Regions from separate parts of the Homo sapiens genome. Here regions 1 and 2 are each linked to region 3. Evidence: chromatin contacts called from ENCODE Hi-C or POLR2A ChIA-PET data. All regions are on one chromosome and are shown on one strand. The core of a region is the stretch at or near the end of the contact, and the rest is flanking DNA. Distances in the headings are between cores, read along the strand shown. Region 1 holds the start of BACE2 (beta-secretase 2). Region 2 holds the start of TRAPPC10 (trafficking protein particle complex subunit 10). Region 3 holds the start of RSPH1-DT (RSPH1 divergent transcript).

Region 1 (3,210 bases), core at 356-2,855, 1.3 Mb after region 3:
TTTTTTTTTCCCCCTAAACTAATTAAACAACTACAGAAGTTATTCGGCAGTTTCCTTTTTTAAAAGAATTAGCATGGCATGTCTTTCCTCTTAAAGTCTTGAATAATTTAATGAGAATTATACAAAAGTCATGAGTATGTTCTATTTATGGGGGAATCATAGCTGAATCAAAACCCAAATGACAATGTTAAAAATAAAAATAAACTATCTTCAAATAGTGCATTCAATTGAGCAAAGGACTTCAAATCCCACTTGGATTAGACAGTTTGAAAGTAGGAGGGGGCAGATCAATTGGGATTTTTTTTTTTTTTTTTTCAGATCACTGTGCTTGGGAACATTTGTTTCTTGCTACAAAAAGTGTTAGTAAATGAACATCAGAGTAAGAGAAAAGGAAAGCTGTTTGATTTTATTTTTGTGTTGTAATCGGGATACCACTTGGTCCCCGGACACCTCACTCAGCCCCTGTTTTTTTCCCGGTAGCTGGAATGCTTTTCACACTCTGCACACCCGCGTGTAGATGCATCGCTCCGTGCAGAGGGGCAGGGCCGCCGGATGAGCGAGGACACAGCTGACAAACCAACTCCGAGAAAGGAAAGCGGGCGCAGGGGAGACGCTGCTCCTTCCTCAGAGCAGCAAGCGAGCCACTTCTTAACCGGGTTGCTTTTAGCTGAGCTCATGCATAAATCCTTTTTAAAGGGTACTGCGCCTTTGGAAGCCGGCCACGAGCCTCTTTAGCAATGAGACAGCATGGTGGTGGGGTGGGGGGGGGGCGGGGGGGAGGGAGGGTATGAACACGAGGTGATTTTCCCCATAATAGCCCGTCGCCCAAGGCCCACCGCTCCGTCTCCCGCTGGAAGTAGGTGTCGCCCGCAAGAAGGAAATCACGTTATTGGAGGCGGCAAGTTCCAGGTCTCCTCTCCCGCCCAGCCCCGCGGAGGGGGAGCTCACAAGTTCTGAAACACTCGCGCACACCCCTCAGTGCGCCCCGGGCGGGGGCTGCCGTCCTCCGCGACTCAAGAGCGAGCGCCCCCGCTCCCCGGCCCACCCGAGCCCCTCTGCGTTCCCCGCTCTTCTGTGCGGGGACAGCTGCTGCTTTGGGGGCGACGCTAAGCCGCGTGGAGGCGTCTCTGGACAGCCCCCTCCCTCCAACGAGCCCGAAAAGCCCGCGGCAGCAGCCGGGGGTCCCTACCTTCTGCGGGGGGGTCCCGATCAGCATCTCCAGGTAGTAGCCGCGGCCAGAGTCCCCCTGCAGGTTGTCTACCATGGCCAAGAAGTTGGCGGCGCCCGCGGGGGACGCCAGGGCAGGCTCCAGGGCGAGCGCCAAGCCGTCGGCGTGGCGCTCGGCAGGGGTCCCGGGTCCCGGGGTGGGCGCAACTACGCGGTTCGTGGCCGCGGCCACCCGGAGGGGCAGCGTGAAGGGCGCGGGGGCCAGCTCCGGGGCGGCGCGCAGGAGCCACTGGGCCAGCAGAGGCAGCAGCAGCGCCCGGGCCAGTGCGCCCATGCCCACGGCGGGGCCCGGGGGGCGCGCCCAGCCTAGCCGGTCCCGTCCCGTCCGGCAGCCGCGGCTCAGCGACTCGGCCGGCGCGCGGGGCTGCGGGCAGGGATGGGCGCGCACCGGGACCGGCGGCGGCGGGGAGGACGGGAGGAGGGCCCAGGGGAGGAGGCTCGCGGGAGGGGAGGAGGCTCGCGGGAGGGGAGAAGGCGGAGGCCGGGGAGGCGGGCGCGGAGGCGCAGAGCCGCCCCAGCCCGCGCCGCCAAGTTGGGCAAGTTCTTCTCCGCTGCCCCCTCTGGCGGCCGCGACTGCCCCGCAGCGGCCCAGCCCCTCCCCCGCGGCCAAGGTCACAGCGGGGCTCGGGGGGCGCCGGGGTCCACCTGCGCCTGCCCTCCCCACCCTCGCCGGGCTCAGGCCGCGCCTCTTCCCCGGGAAACTCGAGTCCCGAATTTCCTCGGAAAGCGCCCCAGCGGCCACGGCCAACGGATGTGACGAGGCTCATCTGATACCGGGGGGAAAGTTTCGAGAACCCTTAAAGGGGCAGCGAGGGCCTGAACTAGGGCCCCGGCCCCGCGCGCTTGGGGGTCCGCGGGGGTCTATTCGCCCGGCAGTGGCGGGAGCTTCCGGGGGTGACTCGGAGGTCAGCGAGGAGAGCGGTGGATCGGGAAGGAGCCTGGAGCCTCGCGCGCCTTTCCGAGCCTGCGCCTCCCCTCGCCAAGCTCCTCCGCCTCATTTCAGTCGCCGGGTCTGGCTGCTTTCGAGGCGTTTCCCGTCCGCTGCCCCCGAGCCCCCGCCCTCAGTCCAGCCCGTTCCCCGGCCTCATCCCCCGGCGGCCCCTGGGTGGTTTTAAAGAGGTCTCAGTGGAGGCTGGGAGGGTGGAGGGTGGAAGGAGGCAGAGGAGGATGCGAGAGCTTTGGAGAATTTTCCCTAAAAATCGGGGGAGGTGGGGGGCGTGGCTGCTGCTGGCGCCTGGCCCCAGCCTCATTGCCCCCCCTTACTCCCTCTGTTGCCCACAGCTAGCTGCGAAGCTGGGCTTCACCCCAGCCACCTTCCCCCCACCCCCGCCCCCTTCGCCCCCTCCGCCGCGCCCCTGTCCCTAATGCAGGTCAGATGCTACTGGAACCCGCTGCCTCCCCTGGCACCCAGCCCTCAGGCCACCTAGTAAGTTGCTGTCAGGATCCCAAATCAGGGCCACGAGTCCACCCTGCTGTGATCCCTGCCCTTCTCCCCCACCTCCCCTTCTATCCCCAGCCAGCTCTCTGCGGACTGTCTAATTAATACTCGTTTAGCCATAGACGCCAAGACGCAGAAATGCGTTGAGTAATGCAAGCAACGAGGGTTATTTTATTTTAGATACTAAAGGCAGGGGGGACAATTAGACAAGCTAAAGTCCATCGATTTCTACAGAAACAAGGAATAGAAAATTCTTTGTACCTCCTCCAGCTGAATTATGTTGGCTGTTTTAAAAAACAAACAAGCCCATCTTCAAACAGTGGGGAGTTAGAAGCCAAGCTTCCCCGAATCACTGCAATTTTCAGCTACTTCTACTCAAGATTTGATTTTTATTCCTGTGTTCCCAATTTTAGAATCACGTCTAGCTCTGCAAGGGACCTTTATGTCAGAGATCTTCAAATGTATTGATTTTCAGATGACTTTAACCATAAATCACACTTCCCCCAAACTATATCTCAACTTTAACAAATCCCCAACTCCATGAA
Region 2 (3,160 bases), core at 28-2,527, 1.5 Mb before region 3:
CCCGCTGACAGAGTGAGAGGGAAACAGGAGTTCTCACGACATACAGTCTACTGTGGCCTGGGCACCCAGATTTTGCAACAGAGAGTGCTTCCTTTCCAAGCACGAAAGACAACTAGAAAAAAACTAACTGCATACATGCATGAAAATACAGAATACTGTCAAAGGTCAAAAATCGTAACAGTCTGAAACACCTCTCTGCAAGTCACCTAAAAGCCAACCAACAAACATTTCAATACTTCCCATAAGCTCACTGTTCTTAACCGTATTTAACTCTGGAGAGTCACACTTCTAAAATTTAGGGAACATTTTTCCCGTAACAGAAAAACAGTTCCTTTGTGTATGCATTAAAGGAGGGGTGCGGGGAGGACACGACACCCAAGAGGCACCAGGTGTCCGTAGTGTAGACTCGAGCGGGAGGCTGTTCATGGGGAGCAAGCTCGCCTAAGCGCCCGAGCCTCGGCTTTCTCATCCGTAAAATGGTTTGAGTGCGCGGCGGGGAAGTGTGTAGGAGCGAAAGCAGTCCCGGCGGCTCTGCCTGACGCTTCACCCCGCAACAAACTGTTCCTACTTCGCCAACGCCTGCAACTCTGCGAGCCCCCAAGGACTTCCCCGTAGTCGGGGAAAGGGCGCCCGCGGGCAAAACCGCCCGGCGGAAGAGGCCGGGGCCCCCAGGTCCCGGGCGCGCGGCTCAACGGGGGCGGGACGGGGCGGTGGCAGCCCCCGCTCCTCGCCCTCGACGCCGGCGCGCGCCCAGTCCCGGGCAGAGTCCGCCGGGTTCCACCGGCTCCAACTGCAGCCGGCCCGAGGGCGCCCCCCAGGGGTCAGAGGTCGCCCGGCGGGAAGGTCAGAGGGCGTCCCCGAAAAGTCAGAGGGCCCCGCCTCAGCCGCAGCCCTGGTCACACCTCCAGGAAGCGGCCCAGCCCGGAGCGCGCCGGGGGCTGAAGGTCTGGGGGCGCCGGGTGCATAACGCCAGGGCCCGGGCCCGCCCAACGACCGCCGCGCCCTCCCCGCCTCCGGGCACTCACAGGTGACGATGGGCTTGTTCTCCATGGTGTAGATCACCGGCGGCAGCGGCTCCTCAGAGGCGTCCATGGGCGTCCGGCGTCACCGGCCCGGCCCCCCGCGCCCCATGGGCAGCCCCGAGGCCGCGCCGGGCCCAGCCGGAGCCCGAGCCTGAGCGGCGCCGCCCGCCCGGCCGCGCCAGGCAGCTCCGGAGCCGGTTGCGCCGCAGCTGCCGCCCGCTGCTGCCGGCCTCAGCCACTTCCGGCCTCGGCGCCGCCGCATGACCATTTCCGGGGCGCGCGAGGCTTCACGGGGCGGGTCTTCGCCGCGCTTCGCCTCCGACGGAAGTGCGCCCGGGCCGGCCGCGCGGGACCGGGAGGTGGGAAGTGGGAGGCGGAGCGGGGCTCCCGGGACACGTCCATCTTCCTCCCTCGGCAGTGGGCGCCCCGCTGGGCCCTGCGCCGGAGCTGAGGCCAGGACTCGGCAGGCGGGCCTCGCGCGCGGTGAGCGAGCCTGGACGCTCCCGGACCAGAGACGCCGGCCTCGCTGCCCTCGCGTTCCCCGCAGCTCGGGCGTCCCGCGGCGGGCCGCTGCTCCCCGGCCGGGCTCCTTATCGCGCTGGGGGCTCCCGCAGGCCCTCGCCGCTGAGTGTCCCCGGCGCGTGCCTTCCGCCTACCGCTGGGCTCTTCCCGTTTCCCTCACGCCGCAAATGTTTTTGTGGGGACCTGGCCCTCGGCATTTCGGAATGCCACAAAATAAACCTCACACTTAACTGCATATGGGCTTCTTGTGCACGTAAACGGGGGGGGCGGGGCGCGGGTGTTTCTTTTTCTTTTTTTCTTTGGAGCAGGGTCTTCCTCAGTTGGCTCAGGCTGGAGTGCAGTGGCGGGACACGGCTCACTGCAGCCTCCACCTTCCAGGCTCAAGCGATCCTCCCGCCTTGTTTCCCCCCGCCCCACCCCCTCCGCCAGTAACTGGGACCACGGGGGCAGCCACCACGCCCAGCTAATTTTTTTCTTTTCTTTTCTTTTGTCGGGATCTCACTATGTTTTCCAGGCTGGTTTCAAACTCCTGGGCTCAAGTGATCCTCCAGCCTTGGCCTCCCAAAGTGTTGAGATTACAGGTGTGAGCCATCACTCCCAGCCATAAAATGACAAAAACTGTCAACCAAAAATAATCAAAAGGGTCAGAATCTAGAGTTTAGTCAAATGCGAAGCTTGAGGCGCCCAGGAAACATTATAAAGAATGGAAGTCAGTGTTCTCAAACGTAGAAATTTGGGGTCGTTTCTATAGCCAGCGTCTCGGGAAGCCTAACCGAATTTCAGCGTCTTTTCTGTATAAGGCCTAATGCATAGTTACAACAGTCTGTTTAGTCGAGGTGGTCTTTTTCTTTGGGGACCCACTGAAGATGAAACAGTCCTGGGGTCTCTGTGCTGTCTGGTCTAAGTCAGGTACAGGACAATGGAGACAGCTAATCTGTAACAAAAATCACCAAATGGGAAGGGGGAGACCTGGTCTTTCTTAGTCATTAACAGCAGCAGTCCCCAACCTTTTTGGCACCAGGGACCAGTTTCATAGAATGCAGTTTTTCCACAGACAAAGTTGGGGTGGTTTCAGGACGATTCAAACACATTTCATTTATTGTGCACTTTATTATTTTTATGTTGTAATATGTAATAAAATACAACTTCCCATAATGTGGAATCAGTGGGAGCCCTGAGCTTGTTTTCCTGCAACTGGACGGTCACATCTAGGGATGATGGAAGCCAGGGACACATCATTAGGGATGAGATTCTCATAAGGAGCACGCAACCTAGACCCCTCCAATGTGCAGTTCACAACAGGGTTCACCCTCCTAGGAGAATCCAGCGCTGCTGCTGACCTGACAGGAGGCGGAGCTCAGGCGGTAATGCCAGCGATGGGGAGCAGCTGTAAATACAGATGAAGCTTTGCTCCCTGGCCTGAAGCTCACCTCCTGCTGTGTGGCCTGACCGGTATGTGTCTGTGGCCCTGGCGGTCGGGGAGCCCTGATTTACAGAGCAGCCACAATGAGGAAGACACTTGTGCTCAAGAACAAGGAGGAAGAGCATTAAACTGTAATCGAAGAAGCAGAATTGCAAACTTGCTACTGACTCAGTCTCCAGGGCTTAACTTCACC
Region 3 (3,000 bases), core at 113-2,612:
GAGGTTATTTTTAGTTTATAACCCCCTATAACTCCCTTTCCTTAGATGTTCAATGGAGGAATGATAGTGAGGATTTAATAAGATAACTCATAAAATTCTTAAAACAGTGCCCACACACAGTGTCAGAACTTAGTAAACACTGGTTACTGTCATTGTTAGGACAAATTTGAAAGCTAAATTTCTGACATTTTAAATGTAAAAAACGAGTATTTATTTGCATATACTTATGTTACCATTCTAGATTTCTAACATTTAAAATGCTTCTGGCATTTTATTATAAAAATAGGACATGCTTAATTGTAGTAACTGGGTAACTGCCAATATGTAGAGAAGAAAATAATAATCATCTGTTATCCCTAACTCCCCACTTTTCCCCATAAGAAAAGCTGTTAAATTTTGGTGTTTACAACATTTTTATCTTTGCATCTAAAAAACGACATAATTTTGGAATCTCGTGTGTTGTTGTAACTTGTGTATTTATTCAGTAAGTAATATATTTGGGCCTGATGATGGGTTATGGTTGTAACCTTTCATATTAGCATTGGGAAGAATCTCTAGGGGATGTGTGCTCTGGAAGATCAGCAGCTTATTCACCGCGTGGATTTGGCTTCTGGGATTCTCCCATCAAGACCAAATCCTATAGTTATTCAGTCACTCCTCCCCAGCTCCTGCAGCAACAACAAATAACACAGCTTTGCAGTCTGGGATGATGGCAGAGGAAATGGGAGATGTGAGGGGCCTTCGGCAGGCGGAGTGCGTCAGGTAAAGCAGATTTCCAAGCCTGCACGTGTACATGCGTGTGCGTCTGTGATTGTGTGGGTGTGTGACAGTGTAGGGGAGCCAGGAGCGAGAGGAGAGGACGGCGATCGTAGGGGACACCTGAGAGTCAGAGGCCCGAGGGGGCTGGGACTCATGTCGAGGTCGGGGAAGGATGTAAAACCCGGACGGACATCACTGTAGGCCGCACCTGCTGAGAGGCCAGAGCTGCCTCCTTGAGAGTGAAGTTGTTTACAGACAAGAGAAGAGATCTTGGCGGACACATCACAGCTAGCCGCGAATCCCGAAGGGTCAGCAGAGCCTAGAAAGGTAAGTGGGGGTGGGCAGCATCCCCGGAGGGGCCTGCGAGGCCTGGGGGCGGAAGGGAGCGGGCAGTGCCCGCACTGGGCAGGGGTGAAACCCTCTCGAGAGTTGGCCCGGACGCGTTTCCCGCGTCCTTCCTCTTGAGGGCCCAGTACCCAGGTGGCTCCTCGTTGTGGCGTCACAGAACAGCCGACAAAAGTGATGGATTTCAGGGGCCAGCGACGGCGAGGTCCAGGTCAGAGAGCCGGTGGGCAGCCAGGCACAGAACCCGCTCAGGCCCTGCCCAGTCCCCGCCCCCTCGCTTCCCGAGCAGTGATTGGCCGAAGCGGCCCCTCGTTGCTATGACGGCACCAGAGTGCTGCCACTGGCTCCACCTCGTCCCTTCCGCCCCGCCCCTCCGTATTCCCGGGCGGTGATTGGTCGAGGTGCCCTTCCCGTTGCTATGACAGTACGCAAAGGCTGCCAGTGGCTCCTCCCGCTTCGTCCGCGTCGCCTGTCCCCGCTCCCCATCTTCCGGGCTGGGAGGGAGGCGGGACCGGCCGCGTCTCCATGGCGACGCGGGACGCGGCGGTGGAGGCGGTTGCTACCCACCTGCTAGAGGCGCTGCGGCTGTGATCCAGGCTGGGGCGAGACCATGTCGGACCTGGGCTCGGAGGAGTTGGAGGAGGAGGGAGAGAATGATATTGGGGTGAGAGCTCCTGGTGAGAAAGGGCTTCCCAGGGTGCGCAGCGGCGGGGGAACCTCGAGGTTGGGTTTGGAGAGTGAGGAGGCGCAGAAACCAGAGGTCTGAGCCACAGCTCCCCAGGATCCCCGGCAGGGACGAAGGCCACGCCAGACACACCTGCGTGCGTCCTGGAAGTTGATGGTGAAAAGTGAAACGCTGTGACGTCTGGTTACCACATGCCGCCTCGTTCTTCCCCCACCCCCATCCTGCCTCCCATTAAAGGCAAAGATTTCCCAGCGGAAGGCTTTGGAAGTTTCCTCCTCCCTGTGTTAATTCCCATCGAGGCAGTTTTCTCGGATGAGCAGATCATCCCACGCTGCCATACTGCCCTTGAATAAGTCATTTCTGTAGCTGAGATTTGCTCCCCCGGCATTTAGATGCATGGAGGATAGTTGCTTCCTGGCAGCCTCCAAGAAATGCTGAGGAGGCCCTGGGCTCAGGAGAGGGTTCCTGAAGATATTACCTTATAGGCGTATCCTCACATGTGCTTTCTTCAGTCCCCATCTGAACTGACCCAGGTCTTTGGAGTTATTTCCTGAGTTAGGCAGCAGAGAGGAGAAAGAGGGCACATCCAGCCTGTGAGCTGGGTTCTGTGTGGGAATATTTCTATCACCCAGAGAGTAGTTCCTCCCTACTCCAGAGAGTGACCTCTCCATGGCTGACAGATAGGGAACCTCAGCCACTATGGTCTGCATGCACAGTACAGAGTTGAGGTACTTTCAGAATTAACTGAAAAATCTAGCGACTCTGCAGTGGTGCTGTCAGTGCCTGCCCAGACCTTTTTGCTAGCTCTGGGCACTCATCTCCCAGCTTCCGCCTGATTTGCTACTCAAGCTATCACCTCTGTGCGCTGGAACTACCTGCCCAGTATGGAGAGCCAGAAGTGCCTGAAATTCACATCCGGCCAGACAGCCAGTAGCTAGTGCAAGAAGCAGGACAAAGTCTGCAGTGCGATTGATGCCCCCAGAGTCCCTGTTGGATTAGGCCAAGTCTGGGACTTCACCTGCAAAGGCATCCTTCCTTAGCTGCCTGCCCTTTCATGTCTACTTCCCTGCCCTCTTTACTACTTTCTCCCAGGAGAGCACTTAAAAAAATCAGGCCAGGCGCGGTGGCTCACACCTGTAATCCCAGCACTTTGGGAGGCCGAGGTGGGCAGATTGCCTGAGCTCAGGAGTTTGAGACCAGCCTGGGCAACA

The links. A loop is a pair of places that touch in the nucleus more often than their neighbours do. ChIA-PET counts read pairs that join two places held with the same protein, here RNA polymerase II (POLR2A). Pooled maps may share reads with other maps.
Region 1: a map of gastrocnemius medialis shows a loop between it and region 3 (12-fold over the local background). The contact joins the promoter of BACE2 here to the promoter of RSPH1-DT in region 3. A Hi-C loop is called at or near these places in 2 of 168 maps with a recorded cell type or tissue (ascending aorta and gastrocnemius medialis) and 4 of 50 pooled maps.
Region 2: a loop to region 3 is called in a pooled map, with 10 times the contacts of the local background. The contact joins the promoter of TRAPPC10 here to the promoter of RSPH1-DT in region 3. A Hi-C loop is called at or near these places in 2 of 50 pooled maps. POLR2A ChIA-PET finds 5 or more read pairs at or near these places in 2 of 52 experiments (OCI-LY7 and T-cell).

Annotation. Positions count from the first base shown.
Region 1 is chr21:41,166,555-41,169,764 of GRCh38, reverse strand. BACE2 (beta-secretase 2) reads right to left here and starts at 1,605. Exons shown (of 9, transcript NM_012105.5): 1 at 1,190-1,605. The coding sequence starts at 1,501. It overlaps MIR3197 (microRNA 3197), which reads right to left and starts at 2,208; the gene lies at 2,136-2,208. RefSeq lists a silencer at 1,597-2,046.
Region 2 is chr21:44,010,426-44,013,585 of GRCh38, reverse strand. It overlaps TRAPPC10 (trafficking protein particle complex subunit 10), which reads right to left and starts at 1,277. Exons shown (of 23, transcript NM_003274.5): 1 at 1,026-1,277. The coding sequence starts at 1,092. RefSeq lists silencers at 453-1,122, 1,273-1,652.
Region 3 is chr21:42,494,901-42,497,900 of GRCh38, reverse strand. RSPH1-DT (RSPH1 divergent transcript) reads right to left here and starts at 1,362. Exons shown (of 3, transcript NR_135518.1): 1 at 1,236-1,362; 2 at 968-1,078; 3 at 458-668. RSPH1 (radial spoke head component 1) reads left to right here and starts at 1,677. Exons shown (of 9, transcript NM_080860.4): 1 at 1,677-1,768. The coding sequence starts at 1,715. RefSeq lists silencers at 1,331-1,570, 1,601-1,720.